3 separate regions of the Homo sapiens genome follow, and regions 2 and 3 are each linked to region 1. Evidence: chromatin contacts called from ENCODE Hi-C or POLR2A ChIA-PET data. All regions are on one chromosome and are shown on one strand. The core of a region is the stretch at or near the end of the contact, and the rest is flanking DNA. Distances in the headings are between cores, read along the strand shown. Region 1 holds the start of RCOR3 (REST corepressor 3). Region 2 holds the start of LINC00467 (long intergenic non-protein coding RNA 467). Region 3 holds the start of KCNH1 (potassium voltage-gated channel subfamily H member 1).

Region 1 (4,818 bases), core at 1,721-4,220:
TTTTCTAATTGTTTAATGCTAGCACATAAAAATTTAATTGATTTTTATAGCTAACTGTACCCAGCAACTTGCTTAAAATCACTTAATACTAAGTGTGTAGATTATTGTAATTTTATGCATAAAATGATAGACTATCATGCTTTCTCTAGATAACAGGTTTATGTATTTCTTTCCAATCCTTATACATTTTTCCTTGCCTTTATGCATTGCTGGAATCTGTAGTACAATACTGAAGTACATCCTATCTTTTGACTTTATAACTATGAGAAAGTATTCTGTTCCAAATTTAAAATATGCACCTAGTAAAACTTTCAAAAATACAGTAAAAACACCAGCCAAAAAAATAACAGCCTTCTAGTTAAATCCAAAGGCCTTTTCTTAAGCCCTTCTCATGATTCTGCATCAGTGGACACTGTTTATTAACCCTTTTTTTTTTTTTAGTTTTTTTGAGACAGTCTCGCTGTCGCCAGGCTGGAGTGCAGTGGCATGATCTTGGCTCACTGCAATCTCCGCCTCCCGGGTTCAAGCGATTCTCCTGCCTCAGCCTTCTGAGTAGCTGGGATTACAGGAGCCTGCCACCATATCCAGCTAATTATTGTATTTTTAGTAGAGACGGGGTTTCACCATGTCGGCCAGGATGGTCTCGATCTCCTGACCTCATGATCCGCCTACCTCGGCCTCCCAAAGTGCCAGGATTACAGGCGTGGGCCACCGCGCCTGGCCTATCAAGCCATTCTAAAGCATTCTTTCCATGTCCAGCTTCTTCTTTTCCTCTTCTAACCCATTACAGTCAGGCATTTCCAAGATTTCGCCTTAGACCTTTTCTCTTTGTATATTAGTCCTTGTTAGCTATTGGGAAACATTTTAAGGTCCATTATTATTCAGAACCAGGCCAGCTTCAGGTGCTTTCCTTTTCTTCAGGAACAAAACAGAAACCTATTATACTTTCCTGTTTAAAAAATGCCATACTCTCCCCTCGCCCAGGTTCTTCTCCTAACTGTGGAATGCAGTCTTCTCTGCGTCTGCCCTTTTGTGCTGTGCTCGAATGGAATCTTCTCACTTTACTGGTTTTACTAATAAACAGAAGTTACAAAGGTCCCTAAATCTTTCCAACGTTTTGGTTCCTGATCTATATGCAGATTCCCTTCTGCAGGAAACTGCATGGAGTGCCACAACATTGGGTGTTAGAAAGCTGGCTGGCTCAGAGGCCTCAGAGTGAGGAGCATTTGACAGGGTCTAGCTTTTGTGTTACAGGACCAAAGAAGCTGAATCATGTTCATTAGAAACTGCTGCATAAAGACCAACATACCAGTGTATTAATTTGTAATGAAAAATAACGACTGTCAAGGAAAATGGCTATTCATTTCATTTGGCCAGGGCATTCTCTCCTTGTAGGAAAACTATACGGGAATTAAAATAATATTCAGAACTGCATTTATTGAGAAAAGGAACAGAATAAAAGGTCCAGTTTTATGATTCAAATATTTAATGGAATCACATTAAGCTTTAATAGAGAGATGAGACTATCTCTACTACTAGAACCAGATAGTTTTGTACACACACAGGAGACTTTTCACTTCAGAAATATTTACTTCCCAGGGTTTTCTTGGCTCAATTCCTGAGTTAGATATATTATTTCTCTCAGTAAGGTTTGCTCTGGCCAGAGACGTTCATTTCTGGTTTGATCCACTCTGGATTGACCCATAATAGAATTATTACAAGACAGTATTTTCAAGTGTTTGGAGAGTATCTGCTGAACCCCAATACCGCTCAGCATACATCTGCATACTAGAGGCTCACAGTTAAATCCTCACTTATTTCTACTTATTCGTCAGTGGGGGGGAAGAAATCAGAAAAAGAGGAAAAGAAAATCATAAACAGCCCCCAATGCCAGGCAGCCTGGCACGCAGCAGATGCCCTCAAATCTGGTGAAGGAATAAACGCAGTTTCCTACTCCTTTCGCCGAATGCAATTCAGAAAAGCATTACAGAGCACAACTCCTTCCAGGCTGGAAACGCTGCCAGAAAGCAGCTCTCGCTTCACCTCTGCCGGGGGACTCCGCCCTCTCCCCCAGCGCTCCAAGCGGAGACCGCAGGTCAGCAAGAACTGAAAACGCGTCTACTGGGCCAGGTCTCATGTTTATCTTATTTCCCCCTCACTCCACAGCACTCACTCCCCAGCTATTAAAACAGAGAAGAAAAAAAAGGAAAGAAAGATGGTAAGAATAAGACAGTAGGGTTAGGATCGGGGAGAGGGGCTTCAGCAAAAAACAGTTGCATCGCTCAGCCCCGGAAACTCATCCCGTCATCCCCAGACTCTCTCTCGGGAACTGGGCCCTACTTCAGAGATCCAGAAACAAAAATTGTAGCGTCGAGATGGTTAGGGCCGAGTCTACTTCTTTCGCCGGTTGGGCCTCAGAGCCCCAAGGCCGCCCTGCTATACTGCGCGACTGCACCGCGGGCCAGAGCGCGCCCCTAGCTCGAGGCTGCCAGCGGACACCGGGAAACTGAGCGGCCTGCGGGTCCAGACATCTGAGGAACGCCGCGCTCAGGCCCGTGCCTGCAGCCCGGTCCGCAGAGGGGGGGGGCCGCTCCCCCCGGTCGCCCAGTCGGGTCGCGCCGGTCCTTTCTCAGGGTGACCGCGTTCCTTCCGCCCAGAGAGGGCAAAGAGTCCCGCTCCCTCGTGTGCATCTCCCGCCCGCGCTCCGGAGCGCCCCCTAGGAAGAAAGCCCGAGCGGCGGCCACGCCTCGGTGGCGATTTTATTAGCGCTTGGTTGGGGTGGCCCGGCTGCCTGCGAGCGGGGTTTCCCCGCCCCTCCCCCCTTCCCCTCCCCCCAGGCGGCCGGAACCTCCCTGCGGAGCGGAGTGATACCGGCGGCGGCGTAGAGCGCGGTGCGGCCGAGGGGCGCCCGGGACTGCGCGGGGCGGGCGGCGGCGGAGGGAGGAGGGGAGAGAGGCGGGGCCGGGGCGGGTTGTTGTGAGGCGACTGCGCTACTGCCGGAGCGGGGCGGTTATGGCGGCTCCATATTAACAGCCTCCTCCTCCTCCGCCGCCGCCGCCGTCTCCTCCTCCTCCTCCTTTCCCTCCCGCCCGCGCTCTAAGCCATCTCCGCCTTCACCCTGACGCCTGCCTCTTCCCCTCACCTTTCCCCCTCCCCTGTTCTACCATGCCCGGCATGATGGAGAAAGGGCCCGAGTTACTGGGGAAGAACCGATCGGCCAACGGCAGCGCCAAGAGCCCGGCAGGCGGCGGCGGCAGCGGCGCCTCGTCCACCAACGGCGGGCTGCACTACTCAGAGCCCGAGAGCGGCTGCAGCAGCGACGACGAGCACGGTGGTAGCCTCGAACTCCTCCCCGCCAGCCCGCCTGCCCCCCTCCCTCTTCCCCTCCCCCAGCCCCCTCCCCTCGCCGCTCTCCCGCCCTCCCTCCCCTCAGAGCCTGGGCGCTGCGGTAGCCTCGAACTCCCGGTGCAGTGCAGCAGCACCCCCGCGACCCCCCGTCCCTCCGCCCTCGACCAATCCTCCGCCTTTGCCCCCCCCCGCTCCCCGCCCCCAATCCGCTGCCATCTCCCGGAGTGCCCCGAGTTGATATCTTCCCATCCACCCGCCGCTTCTTTCCTCCATCTAGCGATTTTTATTTTTTAAGTGTCTCTTCCTTTTTCTTTCTTTTCTTCTTTTTTATTTTTTATATATATTTTTTGGCATTGCTTTGCAGATGTTGGGATGAGAGTCGGAGCCGAATACCAAGCTCGGATCCCTGAATTTGATCCAGGTAGATATATTTGCTTAAGCAAAATCTCATATCCCCTTTCCTGGGCTTGGTTTGGGGTGGACGGGCTAGGAGTCCGGGCATGGGGCCGGGAGGGGATGCGGGGTTGGGCTGGGCAGGCATCCGTGGCGGGGAGGCTGTCAGGCTTGGCCGGGCTGTGACACTGGGCGTGTGGGCAGATGTGTGCACTGCAAGGTTAACATGGTTCCCTTCGGAGGCCACTTGCCCGCTGGGGGCATCGCCTTCCTAGCCCTTGAGCCTGGGGCAGGGTCGGGGTGAGCAGAGGGAGACGGCCCTTGGCGGAGTCCAGGGTCCGAGGCCGCGGGCTGGAGGAGCAGGCGTGCGGACTGTATGGACGAACCGTGCAAATGTCAATTGCCACCTCGCTCGCCCCGGCGCCGAGGGCCGCGCTCTGTCGGGCGGGTGGCAGAGGCCAGGGCGGCTGTCACCGGCCGGGGAAGCCAAGGGCGAGCCCTGCCGACCTGTGCGCAGCCGGGATTGTCTCTTTTCTTTCTTTTTGGCTAGGTGGTGTAGCTTTGGTCGCGGCAGCTCTGCGGAGTGCAGGAGCCGCGGAGAGAAAGGGGTGGGGGAAGGGGGTGGGGAGACGCCAGCGGCAGGCACACCTCGCTCGCCAGCCAGCTCTGGGAAGTTAGACCACAGGACAGTGGCTGCAGCTGCCAAGGAGACATTTTCTCCCCGACCAGCCAGGTTCCAGCGTCCTCTGCCAACCCAGCTTGCGGGCTCCCTGTCTACTTTTCTCCAAACAGGCTCCCCGGCGGTCACGAGATTTCAGCCTGTGCAGGGATTGGGCGAGAGTTCCGCATATGGAGGCGCCCTTGCTGGAGCCTCTCGGAGTGGAGCGCGTTTCCTTCTCCCCACCCTGCCTGAGACCCTTCTCAGTTAAGGCTTTGGACAGACTTTGAAAGGGACCCACCTTTTTTTTTCCTCCTTACAGTTTGTCAATTTTTGCCCAGTGCCCATAATATTGCGTTTGTGTCAGACATTGGATTTCTATGTTAGATATTAAAGAGCTTACTTGTATTTTCTTGGAG
Region 2 (4,818 bases), core at 824-3,323, 120 kb after region 1:
TACATAAAAGCTTTCATGGGAATGACAGATACCAAATTCAATGAAGTAGTTAATTTCAGAGAGGAAGAGAGGGAGAATGAGATTGCAGGCAGTTTCACAAGGAGCTCTAACTGAATGTTAAAATCTGAAGCAAATAAGAGAAAATGTTAAAATGGGATAAAGCTAGATGGTTGGTATACAAGTGTTCATTATATTATTTTCTGTAACTGTACATTCTGGTAATATTTCATATTAAACATTTTAAAGGAAAGTTAAGCTTCCAAGATTCTATAAAAAGAACAAAATAAACCCAAAGAGATAAGAAGAAATTAATGAAGGCATACATTAATGAAAGAGAAATTACTTTTAAGACAGATTTTATCTATAAAACCAAAAGCTGGTTTGATAAATATGATCAAGAAAAAGACTCCAATACAATATATAAGAATATATATATAAGAATATATAAGAATGGTTGAGAACAATATGAGATTTTTTTAAATGTTAGAAAATATAGCTGAAATACTTTTTTTTTAAAGATGGAGTCTCGCTCTGTCCCCCAGGCTGGAGTGCAGTAGCAAAATCTCAGCTCACTGCAAGCTCCGCCTCCCGGGTTCAAGCCATTCTCCTGCTTCAGCCTCCTGAGTAGCTGGGACTACAGGCGCCCGCCACCATGCCCGGCTAATTTTTCATTGTCGTATTTTTAGTAGAGACGGAGTTTCACCGTGTTAGCCAGGATGGTCTCGATCTCCTGACCTCGTGATCCGCCCTCCTCGGCCTCCCAATGTGCTGGGATCACAGGCGTGAGTCACCGCACCCGGCCAATACTTTTCTAGAAAAAACTAATTTTCTCAAGAAGCAAAAGAAAAAATTCTAGGTATCAATAACGATGGACGCTATATAAAAAACAAAACTATCCATTAAGATGGCACCACACCCAGAAGGCTTTAAAGATGAGTTCTTCAAAACCTAAGAAATGTATCATTCACACATGCTATGTCTATTCCAGGTCATACAAAAATAAGTTAACCTGTCTGACTCCTAGCACAACCTGATACCAAAACTAGACAAGGACAGCAAAAGAAAACCATAAGCCAATCTAACTTAGGTGCATACATGAAAATCCAAAATTAACTACACAGCAAATTGCATCCAGCAATATATTGAAAAAATAAGATACCAGGATTCTAAGTTTGGCTCACCATTAGAAAATCTATTATTGTAGTTATTTTATTGTAGAGTAATGGAAAAAAGGCCATACAATCATCTCAAAGACTGATACTGAAAATACTTGGTAAAACTTAGTCATTTGCTGATTAAAAAAAAAACCGATATGGTAAACTACGAAAAGAACATAATTTGCCTATACACCCACACACACACACACCATAAACCTGCAGAAGATATCTTGAATGAAACCTAAGATGCAATCCAAAATAACTCCTGGTAAGAAATAAGTACCTCCGGCTACTATTCAGTGTTGCACTGGATTCTTGGGAAAAGCCAAAATTGTTCTTTACAGATAAATTCTTACCTACAAATCAAAGAGGACTGCCTGTCAAATTTTTAGAATACGAACGTTTAGTGAAGTGTCCAGATAGATCAACAATCAAAAGCCATTCTTATACAAGGATACTAATGGATTAATAGTCTATTAGTAAAAACAAACTACAATAACAAAAATAGCTATGAAAAAATGTTAAATGCGCACAACACCAAGCGAACTGCAACGCTTTACCTGAAAAACAAAGGGAGAACTGAATTAATTTAAAAAAATAGCCACATTGCTGGACGGGAATTCTCAATATTGTACTAGTATCCAATCTCGGCAAATCTACAAAAATATGGAATCCCAAACAAATCCCTGGAAATCTTTGCCATTTGGGCGCCAATCTACTAAAGAAATCGGCCCCAGGGTGTGAGGTTTCTCACATGTGCGTGAAAACGCTTCGAGAGGGGTGCAGCCGCGGACACAAAAACCGTGGCTTGAGTCCCCGCGCCCCTCCCCTCCCCTCCCCTCCCTCCCTCCAGTCCAGCAGCTCTTGCCTAAGGCTCCCGCGACCGGAAGAGTCGCTTCCGCTCCCGCCCCGCTCTGTGGCGTAGGCCGGACATTTCTAGTCGACTGTTGCGCGTGCGCGCGCTGTGACGTTCCCTACGCGGTCGGGCGTTGGGTTTCGCGGCGCTCGCCGCACTGGTTGTTCAGCACCTTCGGTCCGGTTGAGGTTGTCAAGTCGGACCAAACAGGTTGTTTCTCTGCAGTTTCCAGTAAGTGACCGTTCCAGCCGGGGCTGTGGCTAGAGTGTGAAGGCAAACCGGTAGAAGCCGCGCCGCCATTTTCTTCCCACCTCACTCTTTCCTCAATCTCCCTTCGGTCACTCCGAGGGGACTGTTGGTAGCCCCCCTCTGCCCGGTCCCCCGCTAATGAGGCCGCTCCCAAGCTCTGAGTTTCCCCAAAAGATGTGTCCTTTGTCATGAAAGCTCTCGTAGTATTTAAGTGCTAATACTCGACGGCCGCCGACTTCTCAGATGCACCCTGGAGGGTGTGCTCTTGGCCTGACACTTATTAGCCCTTCCGCTTCCTACAGTTGTGATGGGCCCTCAGATACTCACCAGGAAAATGTGATGCCCGCACCACCACTTCTTACTCCAACTTTCTTTGTAATTATGTCCTCTGTTTCAGAATCCTACTGCCGCGGAACAAAAATGTACCAAGGACCATTCCACTTAACGTCCCTCCCTTCCTTCTCAAACCCTTAAGAGTGCCTTAAGAGTAAGGTACTGACCTAAGTGCTTTACATGCATTTTATTTAATCTTCCCACGCAGTCCTTAAGTAGGCAGACATGAGAAAATTGAGGCACAGAAAAGTTTAATAATTTGCTCAAGGCAACATAGGTTGGATGTGGTAGGGCTGAAATTTGGATTTATTGTGTAGCTTACTCAATCTGGTGTTGTTATCATTCATTCCTTTCTCTTTCCCAAATACTGAGTATTCCTTTTTTTCTTAGTTGCTTCTACAGAGGAATTTTTTTCCTTAATGCTGTTTAGAGGGTTCTTCTTGAGAAATTTGGGTTCTGTCTGAAAACCCTTTTCTCAGAGCTCTCCTTACACAGACGCTTAAGTGTTGTTTTTCCAAATCTAAGCTCTAAACTTAATAATATTTTGCATATCCAAAATGTGCTCATGCTTCCTTAAAAAAGTACCCCTAAACCAGTACCCACCAACCAGCCCCCTTCCTCTACCTCAATATGACAATGGTTATCACTATTCTCAGCAAACATTTGGGCAGCTAGCTTATGTAAGACAATAAAGGTAATTGGGGTTTTGAAGAACTCTGAGGTTTAGTTCCGACCTGAAGGAGAAACATGAAAAGGCCTTCATAAAAAGGCCACATAAAATAGCAGATAAATCCCATCTCAGTTGCACAGAATACAAATTGTATAAGAGCAACTTTGGACAAATCAGGTAAAAGTGCTAGATGTGTTTACTCATCTGTAAAATGTTAAGGTTAGGCTAGGTCACTAAAATATTATAAATCTAATTTCAGAGAGAGGAGTGATAACTCTGTACTCACTATTGAGGGAGGTGGAGGCTGTAGTTTGTTTTTAGTGTTTTTTTTTGTTTTTTTGTTTGTTTGTTTTTGAGACAGGGTCTCACTCTGTCGCCCAGGCTGGAGTGCAGTGGCGTGATCAGAGCTCACTGCAGCCTCCACCTCAGCCTCCTGAGTATCTGGGACTACAGGTGTGCACCACCATGCCCGGCTAATTTTTGTATTTTTTGTAGAGACAGGGTCTCACTATGTTGCCCAGGCTGGTCTTGAACTCCTGGCTTCAAGCAGTCCTCCCACCTTGGCCTCCCAAAGTGCTGGGATTACAGGTATGAGCCACTGCACCCCACCTGTAGTGTGTTCTCGATACAGAGACAAGGTTGAAGGATTCAGAGTACAATTTTCTCATTTTGAATATCTGATAAAATCTGTAGACCCTCCATCAACAGAGGATTGGGTAAAGAAAATGTGGTGGTGTGTGTGTGTGTGTGTGTGTGTGTGTGTATGCCATGGAATACTATTTAGCCATTAAAAAGTCATGTTTTTTCAGCAACATGGATAGAACTGGAAGCCATTATCCTAACCGAAATAACTCAGAAAGCCAAATATCACATGTTCTCACTTAAAGCAGGAGCTGAGAAGTGATGGGTACACGTACATATAGACACTGCAGACTACAAAAGGTGGGAGGATGGGAGGGGGGTGAGGGTTGAAAAGTTACATACTGGGAACAATGCTCACAATTTTGGTAATGGGTACACTAAAAGCCCAGGCTTCACCACTGTGCAATATGTACATCTAAGAATTCTGCACTCGTACCCTCTAAATATATAAAAATTATGTTTTTCTGAGACAGTCTTGCTTTGTCACCCAGGCTGGTGCAATCTTGGCTCACTGCAACATCTGCCTCCTGGGTTCAAGTGATTCTCATGCTTCAGCCTCCCGAGTAGCTGGGACTATAGGTGTGCACCATCACACCTGACTAATTTTTGTAACTTTAGTAGATATGGGTTTTGCTACGTTGGCCTGGGTGGTCTCAAACTCCTGGCCTAAGCAATCAACCCACCCCGGCCTTCCCAAGTGCTAGGATTATAGGTGTGAGCCATGAGACCCAGCCTAAAAATAAATTTTTTAAAAAAGCTGTAGATCTTGCTCTGGAAATAAAATTCACATCCATACAACATTTTATGCTTAATTTTAGGAGATTTGTTGACTACTCCTTCTCAAATTTAAATGTTAAAAACCCTTGATTTAGGGAAAAAGTATTATTCAGAACACCAGAACTAAGCCAGAT
Region 3 (4,818 bases), core at 769-3,268, 130 kb before region 1:
CCCTCTAACTTACAGGGCACTGCCTCTTTACTGAAAAATAGAATTGTCATTGATATTTATGAGAAAGTTGGTGTCACTGACAATGGGATAACCAAATTTGCAAGATTGTCTCCATACCCCTTAATAGTCCAATAAAAATAGCAATAATAGCACAGTAACTCTTATTTTATTTAAAAATAAATGAACAACTCCAGCTTTTTTATGGCAAAACAGTTCATTGTGGCTGTTCACATAGCAATTATCATCCCCTTGCATCCCCAGGTAATGACTGTGACCTTGACCTAAAAGCCACCTTAGTTTGAATAAGGAAGACCTTGAAAGGAAAGGTGACTGACCAGAAACACTCTTAAGAGGCACACAATAAAGAAATGATCATTTCTAAGAAAGTACTTAAATAATACGTGATTATTTGCTATGCTAGTTGATGTGTTTCATTATAAGATAAACTTAAATCACTGTTTAATTAAAGAGTGTTTATTAGTAGCATAAGTCACTTTTCATGCCCTTCCCCTGAATCCCTAACTAAATCCAAACAGAAGCTCATCATTTTACACAGAAGCTCCTTAGACTCTGAAATCGTGATATTTACACATTATTAAAACCCATTTCCTAAGTTAGCTCCTCATGTCTCCCTGGTAGAAGAATGTCATCTGTTTCTGGAAGGGGTGGGGTGGGGGCTCTAGGAGTCTGCAAAGAGCATCTTATGCTTGGCTATCTTTCAATATAGCCATTTGATGAACTCGTGCGCTGCGCCTTCCAACTGCCAGGACTCCTAGTCGCTCTGCAAGTGCTTAGTTGGGGTCTCTCCTCTGTTAAGTCCGAAAGGCGTTTGGAATTCTTCCTTTCCATCCCCGCTCCTAGGACTCTCGCCTCTCAAGGCTTCATGCTACCGTCGATCTTAATGCCACAAGGAAACAGATGAGTGCTGATTGTCAGTTTATTGGGTAATGGATCTATTTATAGGTTTGGTGAGATTGGGAATTTATAGGTGAGCAACACTTAAGGGTGGCATAAAACCGTTGTGGGTTTGGAAGAGGGGAAATATAACAGGTTTGTACCTGTGACCATTTAGTTCGCTCTGCACCTGTGCCCTCCACTTCCCACCTGACGCCAGGAAAACCATCTGCCCCTCACTTCGAAGGTGAGCCTTAACTTCACCTAGAAAGTGGTGGGTGGGTGAAGGGGTGGAATCAGGCCGCCGAGAGCACGTCCCGACACCTCGGACTTTTCAGTTGCAGGGATGGAAGGTGGAGGCAGCCGGATCCTCCCATTCTGAGGCAGCGGGGACCTGGAGTTGCCCGTCTCTACTGCTGGCTCTCCCTGGGGAGAGGCGGCGCCTCTGGGAGCAGCCCGGGAGCCCCAGAGCCTTCGCGGAAGGGTGGGCAGTGCCGATGGGGCGCGCGCTGCCGCTCCGGCTGCAGCCAGCTTTCCATCACTTTTCCCAGTACTTTGCTCAGCAGCTGTCACGCATCCTTGGAGATAAGACCGAGAGGGCGCTAGAAAGGCCCAAAAGGCGTCCCCAGAAGAGCTCTCCTGTTAGGATGGGGACCCATCAGACCCCGCCCCGCCCTGCCCACCTTTCTCTGCCTCGGGGAGGCTGCCCTGGGTGCCCGCGCCGCGGCTCCTTAGCAGAGCTCGCGGGTTCTGCTGCATCTGCTGGCTCCGAGCGGCGAGAGGTTCTGCAATAAAGGCACGGATAAAACGCCCGGGTAATCGAAATCCGAATGCACCTCTTACCATTGGACCGCCGAACAATATTCTCCAGAAACGTGTTTTGAGGGGCCACTAGTCCCCTCCTGCCCCCAGCCATGGTCATCCTCCCAGCAGCTCGGGGTCCGGCGGGCGTCCTGGCGCGGCTTCTTACGACAGCAGGAAACTGGCCTCGGGGCCCGCACGCAGTCCCGGCTCGAAGCGCCCCATGCGCCCGGCGGGGATCCGCAGGCAGGGCTGGCGGCTCCCTCTGGCTGCTACCCTCGCGCCCTCTTCGCGCCTCCCTCCCTGCGGCCCGCCTCGCAGTGCACTCGCGCCGGCCTCGGCTAGCGGCAGCCGCCTCCGGGTGGGCGGAGGGAGCAGCGGCGCCTGGGCCGGCGGCGCCCCCTACCGGGCTCGTGCCCCACCGCCGGCCTGCGGGAGACCAAGCTGGGGGGCTCCCGCAGAGGCAGGGAAGTGGCGGGCGGCCGTGGACCAAGGCTGGGACGGCAGCGCCACCCTCTGGGTTCAGCCGGGAAATGTGTTCAGGATGTGCCATGGGCTGGGTGGAGAGGAGGGCATTGTGAGCAGCTTTCAGGGCGGATTCACCCCCAACAAGTCTTAGGGGAGCGTGCTGATGTAACTCTCTTCCTTTGCTCTGTTTCAGGCCGGGGCCCCCGGGACCTGTGAGGCTCTGGGAACACCTTCTTGCCTTCCTGTAAGGTTAGCCTGACTAGTGAAAGTTGCCCCACCTTGATTCTAGGCCAGTGTTTGAGCAGTAATTAATGAAGTCGTATTGCAATAGTGCAGATTTAGAGTGACTGGCAGATTCAGCTTCAGAAGAGTTGTCTTGGGTTGTTTTTACCGTAGACACAAATGCAGGCTCCTGATGTTTGGTATGATCAGTATCAAACTGCCTGACAAACATCAAAGGGGTGGACTTGTCTCTAAGGGCGAATGCTCAGGAGAGGGGCAGCATTAATTAAGCAACCGTGGCTTTGGCTTGAAGGGTAGTCTGTAGTGCAGAGGATACAGTTAGTTTTTACAGCTGACCCCTGGTATACGGAAGAACCACATACACCCAAGGTTTCTGGACAGGGGCTAAGACAACGGTCGTTTGTTCACTTATTTTGGGGGATTTCGACCCACACATAGTCTGTACCTGCCTTTTTACTATGTATCCCCAGTCGGTGCGGTGGGAGACTAAGCCTATGTCCCACAGGAGAAATGAATGGAGAGTTTACTAGTTTCAGACTGAGTCAACAGTCAACACAAAAATGTAAGAGAAAAAAAAACTAACCCTGAAAATTAATTGTCTGGGTTAGCCATCCTGACATATCCTAATGTATTGCAAAGACATCCTGTCTCAGTTAATTAATTTCAAAAACAGAAGAACTAATTCTTGCCCAGAAATCTCTCAGAGTTGCTGTGAAGATCAAGCAAGAATTATGTATGGGGACAGCACCTTAAATTGTAAAGTGCTGTGCCAAGGTCAGACGTCATTATTGGAGTGACTAAATAAATTGGGCCATTACGAATATCACCCTTTATCTCGTCTTGTGTAGAGACAAAGTAAACAGATTGCTGTTAGCAGAGAGTTGGATAAGACTGTCATAGGATTTGAAATGCAAGTAATGATACACTTTTTCCTTAAGATAGCCTTCTACCCATCGCCTGTTACCTAGTCTAGAACAGTGATTTCTTAAACCCTAGCTCCGTCTAGTGGTTCTTTGTTCTATTACAAATGAGATAACACTGGTTGAAGAGAACTTGATTCTGAAATGTATTTGGTGCTGAGCTGAGCCAGTTTGGTGCCTATCCACTTCATTTGAATAAGTTCATTTAAATAAGGTTTTTAAAGTTGTGTTATCGCACAAACATGCCAAGGGAAGATTTTTCATGACAATATTAAAAACCCATCAAGAAACCTCATAATCCTGCTTGTGAAAGGAAGATAAAGAAAATAATGTGGAGGGGAAAACTATCATAGAGAGTTAATAAAATTTCTAAGGTTTTAATGAGCTCTCATGTTCTGTGGCTTAGATAAAAAAGGAAACAGATGATATTAGTTTGAGATCAGAGATGTTAAAGCCTTGGTGGGCAACCTGATGAGAAAAAGAAATAAGATGTCTTCCATTTTAAATGTACTACTGAAATGGATCTCAACATGGACTCTGTGTGTGTGTGTATGTGTGTGTGTATTGGCACCTTTTTGAATACTACAATTTTTGGTGGCACACTTGAAGAAATTAAAAGACCTAAAACAAAATAGTGCTACTACAAAGTGGTTCTTTTTTTTAAAGTTTTAAACCTCCAGATTGTGTGCCATAACACGATCACATTATTTTACGTCTTTTTGCTTAAATAAGACTGGATGCTTATAAAAGCACTGTTATACTGTGTTATGGCACTTTAAGTACTTGCTTAGAAATGATCATTTCTTCATTGTGTGCTTCTTAAGAGTGTTTCTGGTCAGTTACCTTTCCTTTCAAGGTCTTCCTTATTCAAACTAACTAAGGTGGCTTTTAGGTCAAGATCACAGTCATTACCTGGGGATGCAAGAGGAAGATAATTACTACGTGAACAGCTACAATGAACTGTTTTGCCATAAAAAAAAAAAAAAAAGCTGGAGGTGTTCATGGATTTTTAAATAAAATAAATATTTAAGAATTAAATTGCTAAAAAGTCAGCAGTCTTTCATCACAATGTGAGTGTCTCATGGTGTCTGTGGAGGTACATCCAGTTTTTCCCCCATTCCCTTGGTTCACTCACAACACATCTGACTGCAGGAATAAAATCATGTTCTGCCCTGTCCACAGCCACATTCTCAATATTCCAGTAAACACTCCCTCTTTCTTGGTGCTAGTTGACGGGATACTGTGCTTCTTACCTTTTACTTGCCACCTTTTGTTCCCTCCTTGACATTCAGTTCCAGCACCTGCTCAACTTAAAGTTCTGTCTGAGATCTACCTCTGTAATATGGGAATCTCAGTTAGAGTAAACTTTAATCTTACAGATTTGTCAAAACTTGGTAACAGATTTCTAAAGGATTCACAATATACCAATGTACCATGGCAAACCAATTGAGAACGCTTATATTTTTGCATAACAGACAAAGCCACTCCTTCA

Evidence for each region. A loop is a pair of places that touch in the nucleus more often than their neighbours do. ChIA-PET counts read pairs that join two places held with the same protein, here RNA polymerase II (POLR2A). Pooled maps may share reads with other maps.
Region 2: a map of natural killer cell shows a loop between it and region 1 (9-fold over the local background). The contact joins the promoter of LINC00467 here to the promoter of RCOR3 in region 1. A Hi-C loop is called at or near these places in 28 of 168 maps with a recorded cell type or tissue (B cell, CD4-positive, alpha-beta T cell, CD4-positive, alpha-beta memory T cell and 21 more), 31 of 37 single-sample maps with no recorded cell type and 42 of 50 pooled maps. POLR2A ChIA-PET finds 5 or more read pairs at or near these places in 10 of 52 experiments (A549, GM12878, K562 and 7 more).
Region 3: a loop to region 1 is called in a map of PC-3, with 13 times the contacts of the local background. The contact joins the promoter of KCNH1 here to the promoter of RCOR3 in region 1. A Hi-C loop is called at or near these places in 24 of 168 maps with a recorded cell type or tissue (B cell, CD4-positive, alpha-beta T cell, CD4-positive, alpha-beta memory T cell and 18 more), 20 of 37 single-sample maps with no recorded cell type and 29 of 50 pooled maps. POLR2A ChIA-PET finds 5 or more read pairs at or near these places in 7 of 52 experiments (CD4-positive, alpha-beta T cell, CD8-positive, alpha-beta memory T cell, MCF 10A and 4 more).

The regions. Positions count from the first base shown.
Region 1 is chr1:211,256,396-211,261,213 of GRCh38, forward strand. It overlaps RCOR3 (REST corepressor 3), which reads left to right and starts at 2,971. Exons shown (of 12, transcript NM_001136223.3): 1 at 2,971-3,331; 2 at 3,713-3,769. The coding sequence starts at 3,166. LOC105372902 (a long non-coding RNA gene) reads right to left here and starts at 2,797. Exons shown (of 2, transcript XR_922552.3): 1 at 2,341-2,797; 2 at 1,418-2,180. RefSeq lists enhancers at 1,790-1,909, 2,184-2,685, 3,188-3,687 and silencers at 2,390-3,179, 3,250-3,549.
Region 2 is chr1:211,380,682-211,385,499 of GRCh38, forward strand. LINC00467 (long intergenic non-protein coding RNA 467) reads left to right here and starts at 2,074. Exons shown (of 6, transcript NR_026761.2): 1 at 2,074-2,244. It overlaps LOC124904504 (a long non-coding RNA gene), which reads right to left and starts at 2,063. Exons shown (of 2, transcript XR_007066868.1): 1 at 1,912-2,063; 2 at 1-1,717. It overlaps LOC107985259 (a long non-coding RNA gene), which reads right to left and starts at 3,603. Exons shown (of 2, transcript XR_001738447.1): 1 at 2,590-3,603; 2 at 2,145-2,273. RefSeq lists an enhancer at 2,187-2,256.
Region 3 is chr1:211,132,130-211,136,947 of GRCh38, forward strand. It overlaps KCNH1 (potassium voltage-gated channel subfamily H member 1), which reads right to left and starts at 2,019. Exons shown (of 11, transcript NM_172362.3): 1 at 1,738-2,019. The coding sequence starts at 1,816. KCNH1-IT1 (KCNH1 intronic transcript 1) reads right to left here and starts at 1,245. Exons shown (of 2, transcript NR_046784.1): 1 at 1,059-1,245; 2 at 150-897. RefSeq lists silencers at 1-9, 1,236-1,426, 1,921-2,200.